2 separate regions of the Homo sapiens genome follow, and region 1 is linked to region 2. The links are chromatin loops, found by intact Hi-C in ENCODE. Cell type or tissue: Caco-2. All regions are shown on one strand. Each heading gives the region's core, and the rest is flanking DNA. Links, peaks and the distances in the headings are about the cores only.

Region 1 (17,427 bases), core at 7,761-10,260, 91 kb before region 2:
AGCCACCCCACCATGGACACTCATAGGAAACTATTAAATGAGTAAAAATCTGGAAATAATCTGTGGAAAATACACATACCCTTTATCTGTCTGGTTCCTAAATGGCTTATTACACAAACAAGCAGAAATATGTATAACATACCCCACATGTCTATCTGGGGCCCATCTTTGCCATTTATTTTTCTCATCCAAAGAATAAATGCAAGGTCCTCATCTAACCCAAGGTTTAGAGATCACACATACAAGATTTGCCAGTGGATTTATTCAAGAAAAGAAGAAATGAAACTGCTTAGCTCAGTCTTCCCATCAGGAAGGAGATCTTGTTAGAGAGTTTAAAAATAACGGCCGGGCATGGTGGCTCACGCCTGTAATCCCAGCACTTTGGGAGGCCGAGGCGGGAGGATCACAAGGTCAGGAGATTGAGACCATCCTGGCTAACAGGGTGAAACCCCATCTCTACTAAAAATACAAAAAATTCACCGGGCGCGGTGGCAGGTGCCTGTAGTCCCAGTTACTGGGGAGGCTGAGGCCGGAGAATGGCGTGAACCCAGGAGGCAGAGCTTGCAGTGAGCCTGAGATCACGCCACTGCACTCCAGCCTGGGGGACAGAGCGAGACTCTGTCTGAAAAAAATTAATTAATTAATTAATTAATTTAAAAAAAATTTAAAACTCTGTGGACTGTGGGCCTTACCTTTGAATCCTGGTTCTGCAATATCTCATTCTGGTGAATCTCCACCTAGAAAGAGCAGCAAACATTGGGCACTGGATGCTCATAAATGTGTACACCAGTCAGAGTGGGGAGAAAAAACATTCACCAGGGTATAGAGTTGTCAAGAAGAAGAAATGGACACTATTTCCTCATCAGTCAAACTGGCTTGGCCTCAGCTTGGGCTGGAATCCATCCCCTGGCCTGCTAGGTCAGCTCTTCCATGGGTCTCTAGGAGCTAGGACTGCAGATTGGTATCCTCTGTTCATCCCAAGGCCAGAGAGAGTGTCTGTATGACATGAAAGTTGGCTCCCAAAGGTGCACTGCTCTACCGAATTCTGGTGTTCACTCTCCACCACATTGCCTGACCCAATGGGCTTCACCAGTCTTTTCCTTCCTAGACTTTCCTGCTGCATTAGACACATTGACCATCACCTCCTTCTTGAAATCAACTTTCTCTCCTTGACAGCAGGTCCTCCTATGTCTCTGGGTTCTCCTTTGCAGACACCTTTACGTGTCCCCCCCCAACATGTTGGTGTTCCTCGGGGTTCTGCCCTCAAGCTTCTTCTGTTGTTGCACGTGCCCCTGACGGATACCACTCCTTTTCTATGACTTTGACAACCATCTACACCTCCAATTTCTCTCTTCTGTATTTAAAAGCCTTCAGTTCAACTGCTTGCTGAATATTTTTCTTAGATTTCTCACCCATGTCCACCTATGTCAAATGCTGGGAGCTCAAACCTGAACTTACCCTTTTTCCCCAAAAACCTCTCTCATCATCTCTTGTGTCCTCCATTCCAGTGAATGGCATCACCATCCAGGCAAATACCTGGATGGTCAGGACCCTGGGAGTCAGCCTAGGCCCTCCCTCTCCCACCCTCCTCCAGCCAACCACAGGGTGATGCACCTCTTGGACCAAGGTATTTCTCAAATCTTCCCTTTCTTCACATTTCCCTGCCACTGTCCTGCTGGTTCAAGCTGATGTCTTCTCTCACCTGGAGAAGTACGAGAGCCTCCTCCCTGATCTCCCTGCCTCCAGACCCTTTCCTCCCAGCTGTCCTGGCATCTTCTGTCAACAGAGCGTATAATGGAAGTCTGGCCATATTCGTTTGGGCTGAGTTGATTCATCCTTCATGATCAAATTCAATTATCACTTCCTCTGGGAGCCCCCCCCCACCTTGATTCCTAATCTAAATTAATTCCCCCTTCTCCATTTTCCCAAAGTCCTTTGCATAAGTTCGTCCCATCACAGCATTCCACACTTCCGTAATTATTTGTTTACTTGTGGCCTCCCAGCCAAACTCTCAGCTCCTCTGACACAGAGTCTGGTCTTCTGTCTTTTTACTTATTTATTTATTTAGAGACAGAGTCTCACTCTGTCACCCTGGCTAGAGTGCAATGGCACCGTCTCAGCTCACTGCAACCTTCACCTCCCAGGTTCAAGCAGTGCTCCTGCCTCAGCCTCCCAAGTAGCTGGGATTACAGGCATCCGCCACCATTCCCGACTAATGTTTGTATTTTTAGTAGAAATGGGGTTTCTCCATGTTGGCCAGGCTGGTCTCAAACTCCTGACGTCAGATGATCCACCCACCTCAGCCTCCCAAAATGCTGGGATTACAGGTGTGAGCCACCACGCCCAGCCTCTTCTGCGTTTTTACTCCTTAGCATCTTACACAGTACCTGGCACAGGTTTGTGCTGAATGAATCAATAGAAGAGGTGCAGGGAGTAGAGGAGTCAGGGGATCTGGGCTGCTCTACTAGCCCCACCATGAACCTGCTGCATGACCCGGGACATGCCAGTTTAATTCTTTGAGTTTCAGTTTACTTATTTGCAAAATGAGCTGTTTGATTTATTGAAGACAAATTCGGTTCAAGCATCCACTTTTGTGCCAAGCACGATGCTCCATCCAGGGCCTGTCATAAATGTAAACTGGTCCTTCCCTGTTCTGAGAGCTTGTGGTTGAATCACATTTTCACGGCTCAGTTCTGCAGCAGGGACAGATGGCTCACTTCTAATGCATTTGCCATATCTCCTCTATTATTTATGTGTCCCCTGCCCACCTCTCCTGGGTCTCCTGAGCCCTGAGAAAAGTGCATTTCTAATCTCAACTAGGTTTCTCTATCACACAGTATTGCAGGGGTAGAAAGGTGGAGAAAGACACACTTTACCAACACACAGGTTTTCCAAGAATTCCCTGCCTTATGGAATACATCGCATTGCTTTGGGGTCTGCATGCACCAGTCAGCCTTTTCGTGGGTAATTTTAGCTCCTAACTCCACATTTTCCACATTCACTGAGAAATAGTTTTATCCTCACTTGGCTGCGAGTGTCTGGGCTCCATTCTATTGCTTGAGCCCCTTTGCTCTTCCCTGCCCAGAGTTGTGATGTGAGGGCCATTGTCAGGAGAACTGCAATGTTTACATCAATAGAAATTTACTGTAATGGGCACATTTTTTTAATTAAAAAAAAAAAATCATGCTCCCAAACCCAGAGTCCAGAGTTGAACAGAGTGAAAGCCCTTGCTTTCCTTCCTTTAGAGTTAGCAAGAAAAGTAGGTGCTTTGAGCACGACTAGGGACCCCCTCCTCCCACTTGCATCTCCAGCTCTCTGGACACTTTTCTGAGTCATTTAGTTGTAGTAGGTGAACTGGGAATTCTATCAGTGGGAAAGCACTACAGGCAACAGAAAGGTGATTGGTGTCCACCAGTTAAACAGACCTGGGCAGAAAAGGAAATAATCAGTAACCCTAACGCCGACCTTCATGATGAAGCCGGGTCTGAGAAGTAGCAAAACTAGTTCAGGATCAGGCACTGGCGCTGGCGCCAGTGGTATTGAGACAGGGACCGATATAAAAGAAGCTAAATGTTCATCTTCCATGGTGCAAAGTGTACAGATTGTTCCTAAAGCTGTCACATCAAGAAACAATATGTTGCTGAAAGGGGAGGAAGAAAATAACAAGATTCAACCAGGAGAGTTAAAAGTCACTGCCTCTGGGGAAAAGGAAACAAGAAGAAAGAGGGTGGGGGAAACTGCTGCTTTTCACAAGAAGCCTTGGGGAAGTTTTAAATAGTGTGCCTGAATAACTTTAATAAAAGTTTAAAAAGGAAGGAAGGAAGGAAGGAAGGAAAGAAGGAAGGAAGGAAGGAAGGAAGGAAGGAAGGAAGAAAGAAAGAAAGAGAAAGGAAGAGAAAGAAAGAAAAAGAAAGAAAGAAAGAAAGAAAGAAAGAAAGAAAAGGAAAGGAAAGGGAAGGGAAGGGAAGGGAAGGGATGGAAGAAAGAAAGGAAGGAGAGAGAGAGGAAGACAGGGAGGAGGGAGGGAGACAGGGAGGAGGGAGGGAGACAGGGAGGAGGGAGGAAGGAAGGAAGGAAGGAAGGGAGGGAGGAAGGGAGTGAGGGAAGCCTCACTGGACTTTAGCAATGGTCAGTGTGGCAATGTCAACACCCTGAGCCACTGGCTGTGGCAGGCAGGTGGAAATCCCTTCCAGTCCCACCCTCCAGTCCTGTGAGAATGATCCCTGCCCTCTCACTCTGCTCTTGCCCCCTCCCAGATGCAGCACCTAGATTGGGATTCACCTTGAGAAACCCAGGTGACTTTGAACTTCAGCAACACGGTACACTGCAGATGGTATCAAGCTTGGGCCAGTTCACCCCCAGCTAGAATACAGAGCAAAGCCCCATGTTCTTGCAAGAGTCCTTGGTGACTTTCTCATGGCTACAGCTCACTCCTCATCGACTTACAGGAATCTAAACAAGAGAGTGCCTCCCCTGTTGGAAGCAGCAAATCTTCCTTTATGGGTGAAATCAGCCATACCCAGCAGCAGAGAACAATTTCTCTCATTACACCAATTCCTGGAGCTCTTGCCGGTGGCAGCTGTTGCCCCATTAGGAAGGCATTTTCCACGGTGTAACCCACCCTGCCACCCGCCGGGCTGCCGACAGCTTCAGCGCTGCCGCCAGAAACAGCTGGAACGGGTCACTGAACTCCATGGGCTGTGGTACTTGGGGAAACATTAGTCCTCCAGATAGGGTGTCTCCTGCCTCCCATGGGAATAGCAGGAAGGGCAAAGTGGCCTGGACATGGTAGGGGCTGAGCTGCACCGATCGGAATCCTTCGGAAGTCCATGTACTCACCCACTCTCCTGCTCTCTCACACACATGTGCTCACATAAATACACCCAGCATCCGTGAAGAAGAGCTGGAGTGCTCAGTGGCACTGGGACAGAGCCCAGCCTCTGGTCTTGATATGTCCAACAAGACGCACTGCACTTCGCCACAATATCCACGGACCCAAGGGAAACACCACTGAGCAGACCTTAGATTCCTCCAGCACTTTTACTCACAAATAGAACAAAGAATTTTTTTTTAATCTCGTGTCTAGGAAAAGGATGGAAGTGTGCTTCTGTTGGCTTAAACTGTGAGATTTGGGAGGCACCATAGTCTTCTTTTACAAACGCTCACCATCTCCCTCCCTCCTCCCCTGACAGAGTCATTCCTGGAAACCCCACTGGTTCCTAAGAGTATCACTTAAATTTTGGTCAAAGATTACAAATATTTGATTTGAACATCCCAGTCTTGAACAGACGGCTTGTTCTTGCCCCGGCAGACTGCCCACCAGGCTCGGAGTGCTCGACTGCATTTTTAAAATCCCCCGGAAAGCTCCCTGCATTGTGAGCAGGTCCTGCTGACCAGGCTGAGTTTTACAGCCCAGCTCTCCAACAATGCCATTTACTGCACACGAAAGATCACAGCCAGCAGATGCGGCGGCCTCGCTCTGGCCTCTTGAAATTGCATCTGTTTTGAAATGTGACTCGACTTCAATCCAGAGCTGACCATAACATCCATGGCATGGACGGGAGGTGTTTACTAGATAAGCTTTTGATATTTGATGTTTGCTAATCATATTAAAGGCTTGAAACAAAATCCCAGCTACAATAAATCCTCACAATTGTACACATGAGGCAGGAAACGCCTAAGAGCCCTGCCTGGGGGGAGTGATCCAAGACTCAGGGCACAAAAAGGAGATAGAGGGTCTAGAAACCAAGAAAACAGGGGCCTGGTGACTGGGGTGAATTATTTCTGTGACTCACAGTGGGGAAGTCACTTCCCCTCTGGACCTCACTCTCCCCATCTGAAAAAGTATGGCCCAGACATGCTATGGTCCTTTTCCTACTTACAGTCCAGGCACAGGGACGTTAGGAGTCCTCACATGACAGCATTTAATGTGAATGTATGAAATGTATGAATAGCCATGTGGGCATGAATCCGATTTTGTGGCAGCTCCCAATTCACTTTCCTCAGTCGATCCTGACTCCATGACAACCCCAATGCTCGGGTATCAACCAGAGATCAACAAATCAGAAGGAACTTCTCTGCTGCATTAAGAATGGAAGGCAAATATTTGGGCTTGAAAGTGACTCTGGAGGGTCATCTCGGCCACCCCTCAGGTCCTAGTTGAACAGCCAAGCCCTCGATGTCCCCTGCCTGTGCATCATGCACCAATGTCACTCACTATCTCCCTGACACCATCCCATACCCATCCCACCCCCATGCAAGATGGTTCCCTAGATTCTCTCCTACCTTAATCATTATCATGCTTTAGGCTTAACTTCAAACTACACTTAAAAACAGATGGAATCTAAATCCCAGGGGATCAGAGAGGGCTGGTCTGTGTTGTCTCCACTGCTGTTCTCCTGTCTGGTTTGACTTTTGCCTGGCCATGCTTCTCAGGACCTAGCCAGCACTCTATCCTTACTAATTCCTATTAACCTGACCTAATGACAGCTACCAGTAATGGTATAGGACGTGACCTTCCCAAGATGGTCTACCTTGGAAAAAGAGACCTGAGACCTAAGTGCCTTCAAGGCTCTGCAGAGTTGGGGCTGGCATGGTGGAATAGCAGGCATCAATTAGCAGGCCTTTCTAGACAACATAGTCTCCCCTGCAACCCCAAAAATCCTAGCCATCTAAGCCCCTAGCTTATTCGGTCATCTTGGAGCTCTCAGGGTTTCCCTGAACCATTTGGTCAGAAAATACGTGTCATCAACCTTTGTGAAATCTCCATTTAGCAACAATGGGAAGATTTTGCTCATAGCCATGGAACCTAAAGGTGTTCACTAAACTGGTGCCAAGCAGGTGGAAGACATGTCAGAAGGGCACACAAGCTCACCTCCCCAGGAGCCAAGCCAGCCCCTGTAAAAGCCAGCTTTGCCTCCAGGTCTCAGACATGTAAAACCCTTCGGCAGCGTGGAGCAATTGGCCACCTGCTTTATCCTGGGGAGAGAAGAAGATTCTCATTGGTACCAGTACAGGACATCAGTAAAGCAATTTCCTTTGTGGGACTAATTTAGTGCTCATCACACAATGAGGACTGCCTGCTAGGCCATGTCATTAACCAAACTGGCCAATTTAAAACTGGATGGTCACAGCCACTGCTCACAACCAGGAAAACGCCTCTCACCAACAAAGAAAGAAGCAGTGAAGTCAGGTTACCTGTTAGCTAAGAAGAGTACTGCAAACGTGAGCTACCGGGTGCTGAGCCCTCCTCTGTTTCAGGCACTTTGCAGACAAGACCTCCTTTAAATTCCTGTGCCTACCTCTTTGGAGCCTGGGTTATAATTCCCTCTTTGACAGACAAAACCCAAGAATTTAGGAGGAATAAGAAGTAGAAGCAGGATTTGGGCCTGATTCTCTGAGCTTACAGTCTAAACTCGACCGTCAAACCACTTGGCCTCCCACTGTGTCCTAAGAAGTTTAAAGACAGAAATTAGGCCATTTTAACATTTTGCAAAACCCTAGATAGACTCACAACTTTCTCCATGTCAGCTCAGGCACTGCAGGTGCTGACAGACCCCTGAGATTCAGTGCGACCTGACGGCTCCAGTCAGAGCCTCAGGGGAGTTGAACTCACTAAGAAACCTGCCTTTCGGTCTGAGGTCCCCCATCACCCCCACCTCCAAAGCTTCCTTACATGGTTGTCTGTTTCCAAGGTCTCTTCTATGGCCTGAGGCTGTCTCCTGCCAAGGCATGGACCAGTCATAGTCTGCAGCTGCCAGAGAGGAATGAGAATTGTCCAGCCCTTGTCCTAGAGTTTTTGTCCTGTTTTTGTTGCTCCTATTTTGTGTTTTAACTTTTTTTAACATATTAATACAGTTTATCTTTTCTTTTTTTCTTTTGAGACAGGGTCTCACTCCATCACCCAGGCTGGAGTGCAGTGACACAATTACAGCTCACTGCAGCCTCTGCCTCCTGGGCTCAAGCGATCCTCCCACCTTAGCCTCTCGAGTAGCTGGGACTACAAATGCACATCACCACACCCGACTAATTTTTGTATTTTTTGTAGACACAGGGTTTCACCATGTTGCCCGGGCTGGTCTTGAACTCTTCGATCCGCTCTCCTCAGCCTCCCGAAGTGCTGGGATTATGAGTGTGAGCCACCCTGGCAAGCCAAGTTTGTCCTTTTTATTAGCAAAGTAAAATAGTTTTTAAATTCCCTGTAGTTTCATCAACCAAAGACAAATACCATTAATACTTCTTTCTAGCTTTTCCGTATGCTAGTTCCATGTCTGTTGCTCTATGAGACTGTGTGTGTTCACCATTGTGACTAAATGCATCATTTGACCTCTTGGTGTCTCTCCCCCATAGTATTATGATATAACCATTTCCATTTGTTTTTATAAAGTCTTCACAAACATCCTTTCAACTACTGTCTGAAAACCTGTTGTCAGGATGTAATAGAGTTTACGCAGTGAATCCCCTCGTGCTGGATCTTTAGGTTATTCCCAATTTTTCCCTGTTATAAACAATGCTGTAACAAACATCCTTGTTTATATGTCTATTTTCTTCAGAAAGATTTCCTGAAGTTGAATTACTAAGTCAAAGGGTATGAATAGTTTAACATCCTTGATCAATGTGTCCAAACAGCATTCTAACTATTTAAGCATATTTTAAATATTGACTTACAGAGTGTCAAATAGGAAGGAACCTTTGCAGTCAGCTCCACCCCTTCCAGATGAGAACTCACAGTGGTGCCATGTGATCCGGGCCAGTAGTCACCACTCACTCAACAAAACACTCCCCTCCACCCCACTTCCCCCCAAACCCTCCATCTCCACTCCACCCCTGCCAGTTTGACCCACTTCCAGTATTTGGCCTTTGCTCAATTCTTTGCTCTTCTCTTTCTTCTGCCTGGAACATCCTCATACTGTCTCCTGGCCCATCTCTCCTTGTGGAGAAAACCACAGACTTTAAAGCCAGCTGGCCCTCCTCTGTAGAGCGCTGCCTCCCTGTCTGTGTTGGGATGGGGTGGGCCCCCAGGGATGGAAGCACCCCTGATGAGACACACTCACCCCCTCTGGGCTGGGCACTGCTGCCCTCCACCCCCCAGGACCACACCTGGGATCCCACCCTCTCTGCCAGGGCATGCCAGTAGGAGCTCAACCACACTGCAAATATTCCCCCTACCTGGCCCGGCCCACTGAGAAGCACATTCCTCATTCCTTCCCTGGCCGTCCACATGGGGCACTGTGACAGCTAAGTCAAACATCCCATGGCGAGGCTGTCATGGAGAAAGGGGGAAGCTTTCCAGCCAGAGAGACCCAGGTTCCAATCCCAGCTTCAATTCCTACAGGGAGAGGAGAGATCCCGAGCGAGTGGCACAGGCTCCCTGAGCACCAGCTCTCCCCTCTGTGTGAGTGGCCTGGTAACTCCCCTACAAGGGACAGTGAGGAGCCGACGGCTGTAGGCACTGCTCCCTGGTCCTGTTACCTGGGCATCTGACTCAGTTTACCCACCCCAAGGGGTCATCAGTGAGGGGCAGACAATGGGGTAGGGGAGCAGGAGAGAATCAGAAATGGCCGCCCCTGCCTCCAACAAATGGCTATAAGGTAACTGGACGTCTTTGCCAGGAAGCAATGTGTACCAAGACGCTAAGCCTAACTGTGTAATTATGCTAGGATTCCTTCTAGTAATTAGCTTTTCCTTATGAGAAAGGAAAATAATTATATTTCTGCCTCACATCCAGACAGTGCATTCGGCGGCATCTGTCCACATATCCGGGGAGTGGGGTGGGGGAGAAGACGCCGCTCAACTAAATGTAGGACTGTCCAGAGGCAGTGAGTGTTCTAGAAAGCTACTTGCGGCCGGGTGAGGTGGCTCACGCCTGTAATCCCAGCATTTTGGGAGGCCAAGGCAGCTGGATCACCTGAGGTCAGCCGTTCGAGACCAGCCTGGCCAACATGGTAAAACCCTGTCTCTACTAAAAATACAAAAATTAGCTGGATGTGGTGGTGCACGCCTGTAATCCCAGCTACTCAGGAGGCTGAAGCAGGAGAATCGCTTGAACCCGGGAGGTGGGGGTTGCAGTGAGCCAAGATGGCGCCATTGCACTCCAGCCTGGGCCACAGAGTGAAACTCCATCTCCAAAAACTAAAAACAGAAAGAAAGAAAGCTACTTGCACAGACCAGGCAAACCATTCTGGAGGATGGTGGAGCTTCCCCATGCTGCTAGGGAGTTTATGAGGGACAAAGGTAGGTCCTGCTAAAGAGTGGTATGGGCAAATCTGGTGTCCAGAGCTGCAGTCTATCAGGAGGTCATGGTCAAACTGCGGCCCATGCCCAGGACACAGTGGGATGTTCCAGCAGAGGCCATGCTGATGGGGCTGGGCACGGAGGCTCACGCCTGTAACCCCAGCATTTTGGGAGACTGAGGCGGGTGGATCACCTGGGGTCAGGAGTTCAAGACCAGCCTGGCCAACATGGCGAAGCCCAGTCTCTATTAAAAATGCAAAAAATTAACCCAGGACGGAGGTGCGCACCTGGAGTCCCAGCTACTTGGGAGGCTGAGGCAGGAGGATTGCAAGAACCCAGGAGGCGGAGGTTGTAATGAGCCAAGATTGGGCGACTGCACTCCAGCCTGGGTGACAGAGCGAGACTTCGTCTCCAAAAAAAAAAAGAAACCACACTGATGGGATGCACAATCCCCACCCTGAAGGGGCGCTGCGGAAACGAGGGCCAGGGCCTACTTGGGGTCCAGCCTGGATTCCTATGCCAACCTCCTCCCTGTTTCCAAGGTCTCCCCGATTAATCCACCTGCCTTCTGACCTTAAACACAACTCTCCACCCCTCCCCTTTTCCTCACCTGATAGTTCTTTAACTTTTAAGACACATTCAAGGAGCCAGGCATGGTGGTGTACACCTGTAATCCCAGCACTTTGGGAGGGCAAGGCAGGAGGATCACTGGAGCCCAGTTGAAGACCAGCCTGGGCAACATAGCAAGAGTCCATCTCTTAAAACACTTTTCAAAAAATACAAAGGAAAGCTTTCAGTGTAGTCTTGTCCAGCAAAGCTTTTGCCTTCTTGGCTATCCCCAAATAGAGTTAAGGCCCCTCCCAAAGGTTTCCCTAATATGTTTCTCTCCCTCAGCACAGCACTTCCCAGGTGGCCTCATCAGAGACCCTCACTAAAATAATTTTTTTTCAGAGCAGAGACCACCCTGTATTCATTTTTATAACTCCTAAACCTAGCATGGTGCCAAGCACTTAGCAAAGCACTTGTGTAATGAAGAAATGAAAATAACTCATTAACTGAGAAAGAATTAATTATAGATTGGAAATGAATGAATGAAGGAGAATGTACTAATGAGAAAACGTAAGTTTACCTTTTGGACAGTGTTAAATCTGCGCTGAAAAGGAGCAGCTAATCGACCCATAATAGACTCCACCCTGCTGGAGAGGGGACTCTAGGTAGATTCCTGAAGGGCTGGCACGGAGCACAGGCAGTGCTGGCTGGCTGCCGATGGGCGAGCCCAAATTTCCTGAAGAGGCATAGAGACAAATGTCAATAAAGTGCATCCGGCTGTCGAGAGGCAAACAGAAAAGGCTGTATTTAATTTGCTGTTTGATGCTTCAGTGTAGTTTCCTCAAAGCCATTAATTGGAATTTGAATTGAGATTATTCACTTTGGAGGAAATAGATTAATTCTCCCAGGCTATACAATATTGCCTAATAAATTTGGTGTGGTGGACATTTTACATCTGTCTCAGTAAGTTTAACCTTTTCTTTAAGGTCCAGCTCCTTCTCCCTCTGTGTAGAATTAAACATGCATAAGGGCTGAGCTGTCAGGAGACCTCCTGGTGGGTCGTGAGTTCCTCTCTGTGTACCTGTCACCACTACCAGACTACGAACCCAGCACGGGCAGGACTAGAGTCTTTTACCGTCTGCTTTCCCAGTGCTAAGAGCAATTTAACAGTCATCCAGAGAAGGGGTTCCATTCCTGTTTGTACAAATAAGTGAGCAAATAAATCGATCCTTTCATGTTTTAAAAACTCACCAAGCCCTTTCCAGTACCTCTACCACCTCTCAACATCTTAGACGCCTATCAGAAGAATTTGGGTCATAAACCTTATTCATTCCTGTCTAGTCTATAAAGCTCCTTCTAAAAACATCCGAAGTCACCCTATTCCTGGCTCAAAGGGACTGAACACTACCCTTCATTGTTCCAGGCTGTGGGGTGGGGAGGGAGGCTCCAACAATACAGAAAGCAAGGCATCTGTCCCCAGGAGCTGGCGGTCACAGTGGACCCCAAGGTAAGGGGAAGTAGCTGGGCTGTCGGCAGCTGGCCACCAAAGTGTTGTCATAGACCCCGTGCTACAGGGATAGGGCAGTGTTACATTAATGTGGAGTGTGGGGGAGAACTTGTGGAAGACGGAGTGAGGGGGGCAGGGCTGAACATCCAGGGACAACAAGACTGTCCAGCAAGCAAACAGAAAGTCCTAGGAAATGCACCGGGGCCAAGAGTGGGAGACAGACAGGCCCGGCTCGCTGGGCAGCTATGGAGGGCTGGAGGCCTTAGAGAGAGCTCCTCCTGGCTCTTCCCCGAGGGAAGAAGGCCCCAGGCCCTGGGCCTTTGATTTCCAGGAGGAGAGGAGATTCTGATGGAGAGAAAGACTGAAATGCCTCCCGCTGGAGCCCACCCCACCCTGGTCTCCAATCCCCCCAACACCGCCCCCGCTTAGGTAACCCCTCCTCATGCCCGGGGCCCAATCCTGCCCATAGGCTCACCCTCTGGGTGGTGGGTCCGCAGGGCAGCTGGGAAACTGGGCTGGAGGTAGGCAAGATCAAAAGGCCTGAATAACCTCTGGGGTCACAGTGACAAAATGCTTATGGGCTGGAAGAGGATGGAGCCATTAGAGTAAGGAAATGAACGCAGGCTTTTTCCCCCTGAGTAGGCACAATGGGAGCCAATGGGAAGCGAACAAAGCTGGCCCACTTGGGCGGGAGGCAGGGCTGTGGGGAGCAGGCCCTGTTCTTTGGCCCGGGAGTTAATGTCGACCGGTCACACAATGGGAGCACTGACCCAGCTGCGGCTTCGGAGTGAGAACACTGCGAGGTCAGCGCGGCCTGACCCCCAGCGAGGTTAACCAGATCAGAGCCTCGGCTGATTGCCCAGCCCACGGGTGCCCCTAATTGCCGTAAAATTGAAGGTTCCCCCAGCATTTGCCCAGCTACCTTTTCAGGTAGCCCAGGAGCAGGGGTGGGAACCACCAAGGTGGGGACCCCCCAGCCCTTCATCACGCCAACTCTGTGACCTCATTCCTCTGCCTGGATGGCTCCGCTGGGACCTTTACCCACCCACCCTTCCCAGCGCGCTCATCACCCTTCATGGCTTTCATGTTGGGTTTTAGGTGGCAAAAATAACATTCTACTTTTAACTCGTGAAAATGTTGAGTCAGGATCTAAAGAAGCGCAATAGCCACCCTTTCCGTGACTTTTGCTCTGCCTATTATAAAAGTCAGGCATACCCATTTTAGAAAGCAGAGAAAAGCAAAAGGAAGAAAATAACAAGCATCTCACAGACAAGCACTTACTGACATTTGTGGTGTATTTCTTGCCAGGCTTTTTATATGCATTTGTTTTTACATAGTTGGGGTCATTTTGTGTTTATAATTTCACACCCTGAATGTTTTGCGTTAACAGTATGTCCTAAGAATATCTCATATGATGAAAAACTCTGTGTAGGGCCAGGCATGTGCCTCATGCCTATAATCCCAGCACTTTGGGAGGCCAAGGCGGGAGGATTGCTTGAGCCCAGGAGTTTGAGACCAGCCTGGGCAACATGACGAAACCCCATCTTTACAAAAAAAAAAAAATTAGTAGGGCATGATGGGGCATTCCTGTAGTCCCAGCTACCTGGGAGGCTGAGGTGAGAGGATCATTTGAGCCCAGGAGGCAGAGGTTAAAGTGAACCGAGATTGTGCCACTGCACTCAAGCCTGGACAACAGAGTGAGCCTCGTTCTTAAAAACAAACAAACAACAACAACAAAAAAAAACACCTCTCTGTAAACATGCTATTTAATATCTACATCAGGTTCCGGTTCTACTGCAATCATACCTAGAATAGCATAGGATGGACCATAGTGTAATTAAGCATTCACCTTAGGTTTTGTTTTTTTTTTTCATACAAATACTTCTGTAATGAACATTTTTGGTATAAATGTTTGTCTGGGTCCTGATTATTTCTTTGCAACAGATTTTCTGGAACGTATAGTGGGATTATCAATTATGATGTCTTAAAGGAATTTTTATTTCTATTTTTAAAAATTATTAAGAACCAACCTGTATGGTGATTACTGAGGACACAGTGACCAACAGATATGGCATCTACCTTGGGGAGATCCCATGACATACACACACACCACTCTAAACCCCATGCAAAATGGACTATCATTGTCATTCTGTATGGGAACAGTTCAATAAAAACTATAGCATAATGTTGCAGACCATTTGGGGCAAATCTTCCCATAACCCGTGACTTCCCCCACAACGGAGAACTTGAGTGTTCTTTTGACATTTAAGCATCATTTGCATAACACACTTGATCCGTGAGCCTCCCCCGTCTTGGGGTCAAACTTACGGAAAATGAGAGGGTTGAGGCAAGGTGGGTTTCTGCCACCTCCTCTGCCAGCCCGGTTCCTGCCTCTGAACCTTTGCTCATGCCATCCTCTGCCTGAAATGCCTCTTCCCTGACAAGCTCTTAATCAGGCCTCAAAGGCCATCTCCAATCCCATCCCGGGGGTCTCCCCAGGTTTTCGCAGCCCACAGTGAATTCCTTTCCTACTCAGTATCCTGAGCACCAATGTCCACAAGTATGCTTGCTGGAACATGAGCTCCACAGAGACCTAGAAATTTGCATGTGATTGGAGCCAACAAATAGCCAATGAATTGATCAAAAGGAATACATCACTCAGTGCCGCTTACTGAATCCTTTTGTGTGTGTGTGTGTGTTAATGTATCTCTTCAAATCGTTTATATGGTGTAGTGGTGACGATCAGATCCCAAAGCCACCTTTAATGGCCTTGTGGCCTTGGGCAGTACTCCATTTCATCATCTGTAAAATGCAGATAATAATAGTGTCTATCTCTTTGGGGTTGTTGTAAGAATGAAGTAATGTACCAAAAAACAAGGAAACTGTGTCAAAAGACATAGGAGCAAATTTGAAGGATTGCCCCTGACCAAAAGGCAGGTGAATCACAAGGTCAGGAGTTCAAGACCAGCCTGGCCAAGATGGTGAAACCCTGTCTCTACTAAAAATACAAAAAAATTAGCCAGGCCCGTTGGCAGGTGCCTGTAATCCCAGGTACTCGGGAGGCCGAGGCAGGAGAATTGCTTGAACTCGGAGGGCAGAGGTTGCAGTGAGCCGAGATCATGCCACTGCACTCCAGCCTGGGCAACAGAGTGAGACTCTGTCTCAAAAAAAAAAAAAAAAAAAGGAAACCAAAGGATTAAAATGTGAAATACAGGCCGGGTGCGGTGGCTCACACCTGTAACCCCAGCACTTTGGGAGATGAGCATATCACCTGAGGTCAGGAGTTTGAGATCAGCCTGGCCAACATGGCGAAAGCCTGTCTCTACTAAAAATACAAAAAGTAGCCCGACATGGTGGTGGGCACCTGTAGTCCCAGCTACTTGGGAGGCTGAGGCAGCAGAATTGCTTGAACCCAAGAGGCAAAGGTTGCAGTGAGCCGAGATCGCGCACTGCACTCCAGCCTAGGCAACAGAGAAAGACTTCATTTCAAAAAAAAAAAAAAAGAAGAAGAAAAGAAAAAAGAAAGAAAGAAAGAAAGAAAAAAGTGAAATATATAAAAATCTTTGAGTTCATAATAAATTTTTAAACATCATTGTTTATCTTAGAAGTTGCTTGAGCACAAAGCTATCCTGAAAATTGATAAAAAGGAAAGTATTTAGCATTTTAAAAGAGAATTAAATGATATACCACATTTATCTAACATTCATTTCTTAGAACATAGTAAGGGTTCGATAATGTTATGCTTTACTGAGCAATTAGAATATGACTTTCTTAAGAGCTGGAAATGAATCGTCTCTTTATGATTATTGTTATTCCTTTCTTCTTTCTTTTGACTAATCCTCTCTAGTTCCCCAAAGAGGAGCTTATGCTTAGGCTCTGAGTAGGTGATCAAGTATTGATCAAGTCCCACCCCAGAATCCACAAAGGTCTTCAATTGTCACATTTCTCTTCCTTTTAGTTTTTAAGAGGCAGGATGAGAAAATCCCACAGGCTGAAGGCAAGGGCTCTGGGAGGCAACACTTTGATCCGAGCAGGCAACCCCTCCCCACCTCTCTCTGCCTCACTTCTTTGATAGGAGCAGAGGAAGCAATTGACTTTAAGGAGCCGGATCATTAGCGCTAAAAGAGAGTGGAGCCAACACCCCATCTGACCTCCTCATTTTGCAGATGAAGGCACCGTGGCTCCTGGAGGTTAAGTGACTTGCCCAAGATCACAAAGCCAGTCAGCTGGGCTTCCAGCCAAGGGCTCTTTCAACCGTGCTGCTTCCAGGAAGTTGCTGGAAAAGAAATTCAAAGCTCAGTTTTAAGATGACTGAGATGAGTTTGCCGAGGCAACCAACTCAACTCTGCTTCCAGGGAAAGACAGAGAGAGAAAAAAAGAATGCTTGAAATCCCTCTAGACTATACCTATTCCCAGGTGCTGTTCTGCACAGCATGGCCATGTCATTTGTAGAAATTTCACAGCTGATTCAAGGTGAGACCACAGCTTCTCCCAAATGCTCCTGAGCCGGATTCTGAATAGGCCTGGCATTCCCAGTAAAAACAGGAGTTTTAGTCTCTCCACCTCATCCCCAGCCTGGCCACGGGTACCAACCCAAGACATCCAGAAACCCTACTACGAGCCTCCGACCAGTGGGAAGGGGGCCTGAAGAATGTTGGGGAACAACAGCTGACCCTGAGCCTCAGGGAGGTGGATCTCAACCGGCACACGGCTTAAATGTCCTCTAAACATGACACTGCCTGCATTGAGATCTCAGTCTGACCCTTTCCCTGGGACCCAGACATTTCCACCTGAATGTCACGTGGCACCTTAACCTGTCTGCTGCAGAGTTGTTGGTTTCCTGTCTCATCACTCTTGCTCTTGTTCCCACCCTCTCGATATCCATTCTTCCCTCAGTCCTCCCCCTCTAAAAATGGCACCATCCATTCACTTGTTCAGGCCAAACATCTGGGAGTCATTTTGACTCTGCGCCTTCCTGAACCTACTAGGTCCCGTCCATCAGCAAGTCCTATAGTGAGTGATAAGCTTTGCTTCTGTGGCCCCAACCCAAACCTCAAATTGTAGCTCTTATAATTCCCACATGTTGTGGGAGGGACCCGGTGGGAGATGACTGAATCATGGGGGCGGGTCTTTCCCAT
Region 2 (2,500 bases), core at 1-2,500:
CCTTATCAAAAACAAAAACAAAACAACCCCCCATACATACATACATACATATACATATATGTATGTATATATATTTTTCTTCCCCATACCCCAACTGTGCTTTCAGCCTCCATTCAAGACTTTAGCAGGTGGTAGAAATAAATATAAAGAACTTGGCCTTTAGGGTCAGACAGAATCCTGGCTCCACCGCAGACTAGTTGCATGACCCTGGTCAAGTTACCCAGCCTTTCTAAGCCTCTGTTTCCTCAGCTATTAAATGGGGATGATACCACTTTGACAGATAACATGTAGACTTAGCATAGAGCTGAGCCTAGTAGACAGATGCTCAGTAAATGGTAGCTTTTATCATAATCACCAGTCTGCCCTGTGGACTTATTTACATTTCTAGCTCCACACTTAAAGAGTTGAGGCCTCTCATTTTAGGAGCCTCATTTAGCAGTTTACACATGGTTGTGTTTGATTTTAAGTCCTTAAACAAACTTGAGGAACAATTTAATTAACTGAAGAAAAAAAACAACTTTTCGTCCACAAACCTGAGTTTTATACAATAAACAGTTTTTCATTTAACAAAGATCAAATCTTAATGACAAAGCCATAATCCACAGTTGGTATAAACCCCCAAATGGGAGCAGCTCTCCTCAAAGCCACCAATAATAACAGCAACAACAGAAACGTGTAGCATCATGTGCGCATTCTTCCCCTCTCTCCTCATTGACTACCACGCTGGGGTAGAAAATTATTGTTTAAAATACAAGCATGAAAATCAAAACATATCTTCTGCTTGATCTGAAGGGGACCGGAAAGCTGAACAATTGTGGGATTTGTTCTAAAGCCGAAATGTGAGGCTGTTCCAGTCTGTGGGTCCCTTTAAGCCAATGTTTTGGTTTTCTGCCAAGAAGACAGCTGTTGGAAGGAAGTGCTTCCTCACCAAAAGCTGTCAAGGCACAGACATTAAAGGGACAGAGCCGTTTCAAACTGGAGGCTTATCACCAAGTTTCCTTCCAGGAGCCTCAAAGATCTCTCCTCAGCCCAGAAGTAAATTTAGGCTTGTTATCCACCTGCATTCTGAAAACACTGGTTTTCAAAGTCCAAGGGGGGTCCCAGCTCCCTGCTCCAAGGACAAGGCAATGCCACTCTTTGGGTTGAGTTCTGTTCATCCAGACCCCCAGGGAAAGGCTTGGTTTTAACTCTTCCCTTCAGCTTAAGACACAGACAAATGAACACAATAGAACTAATCAGTGAGTCCTCCCAGGATGTGAGCCTTCCTGGAGAGGCTGCTGAGTGCCTGCCCTCACCTTCAAGGGCACTGGGTTACAGATACAACTCACATCTCAAATTAGGCCTGGAATTCAGGCTGGAAGACAAAACTACAGCCAGTTTCCACTGCACACTGGAAAGAGGAGGCCCCCTGAGAATGTACACAACTGCTGTTGCACTTGCAGCCAGCTGCTGAATGGAGGGAGGGAGGGTGCCCCCACCACCCCCAGCCTTTCAGATCCCGGGCCCGCCTGCTGGCCTCGCATATCGCCGCCTGCTGGCCACGCACCAGGAGCAAATAGCCCACCACCCACCGAGGATGGGGGAAGGGAAAGGTACCGACATTTGAAAAAAAAAAAAAAAGAAAAAGAAAAAGAATAGAAAATCGGCTCTAGCCATCTGTGCAACCCTCCTATAAGTTCCTGCGCCTTAAACAGGGCTTTGCACAGCCCTTGAATCTTCTCGGGATGTCTTTCCCTCCCCTGACCTGGGCCAGAGAGTCCCTTTCACCCCTGCGCTAACAGGTTTCTGTCCAGGCAGTGCACCCAGCAACCCCCTAAACCCCCACCCGGTTTAGCCACCAACTTTCTCCAATTTTATTCCTCAGACTGCGCTGCAAAAGAGAGGTGGGGGACCGGGTGAGGGCCCGTGATGGCCTAGAGGAGGGCTCCCCAGGAGAGGGTGGAAGGAACTTTAGTGAAGGCGAGAATTGGAGAGCACCCCTTTTGCAACGGCATTCTCTCAGCCCCTTCTCTTTACCCCGAGGAGAGACTTGGGGGAAACAGGACCTCTCTGCCCCTAGCACTGCCTCCAAAATGCTCCCCAGGCCAAGACATACGAGCACTAACAAAGGGGACGCGACCCGGGGTCCAGTGCCCCAGGGAGGCAGCCGGACCCGAGTTCGGTCTTTACCTGAATCGCTCAGGGTGTCCTCTCCGGAGGTACTGAGGGCCTTGTGGTCGCCGCCGCTGGTCTGGCGGCCGCCTGGGCGCGGAGGGGCGACCCCCGGGGCCCCGGCTGGGGCGGCAATACCCGCCCCCGAGGCGACCGCAGGGCCCGCCGCCGGGGCACTGGCCGGGGCTGCGGGCACGGGCGCTGGCTCGCGCTTGTTCACGGGAAAGGGGAAGACCACGGCGGGATCCACGCACTCGGCGGCCGGGTGGGCGAGCTCGGCGGGCAGGGCGGCCCCGGCGCGGCCGGCTCCCGCAGCCCCGCCGTGCCCGCGACCCGCAGGGCTGGCGGC

What was found. Hi-C counts contacts between places; a loop is a spot of excess contacts. Peaks named below come from ENCODE experiments on the same cell type or tissue, not always from the same donor. Only the 100,000 strongest peaks of a DNase experiment are listed, where the experiment ranks them.
Region 1: it touches region 2 in a loop (9-fold over the local background); 6 of 110 quality-filtered maps call a loop at or near these places.

Annotation. Positions count from the first base shown.
Region 1 is chr2:16,026,047-16,043,473 of GRCh38, reverse strand. No RefSeq gene overlaps it. Among named protein-coding and RNA genes, the nearest start is that of GACAT3, 16 kb to the left of the region's middle. RefSeq lists an enhancer at 8,689-9,189. In Caco-2, for the core only: no CTCF peak of the experiment used is centred there; a DNase peak (open chromatin) is centred at 9,223.
Region 2 is chr2:15,942,524-15,945,023 of GRCh38, reverse strand. MYCN (MYCN proto-oncogene, bHLH transcription factor) reads right to left here. Exons shown (of 3, transcript NM_005378.6): 2 at 2,170-2,500. Among named protein-coding and RNA genes, the nearest start is that of MYCNOS, 2.1 kb to the right of the region's middle. In Caco-2, for the core only: a CTCF peak has its summit at 1,557 (motif pointing left); a DNase peak (open chromatin) is centred at 1,493; H3K4me3 peaks cover 1,825 bases.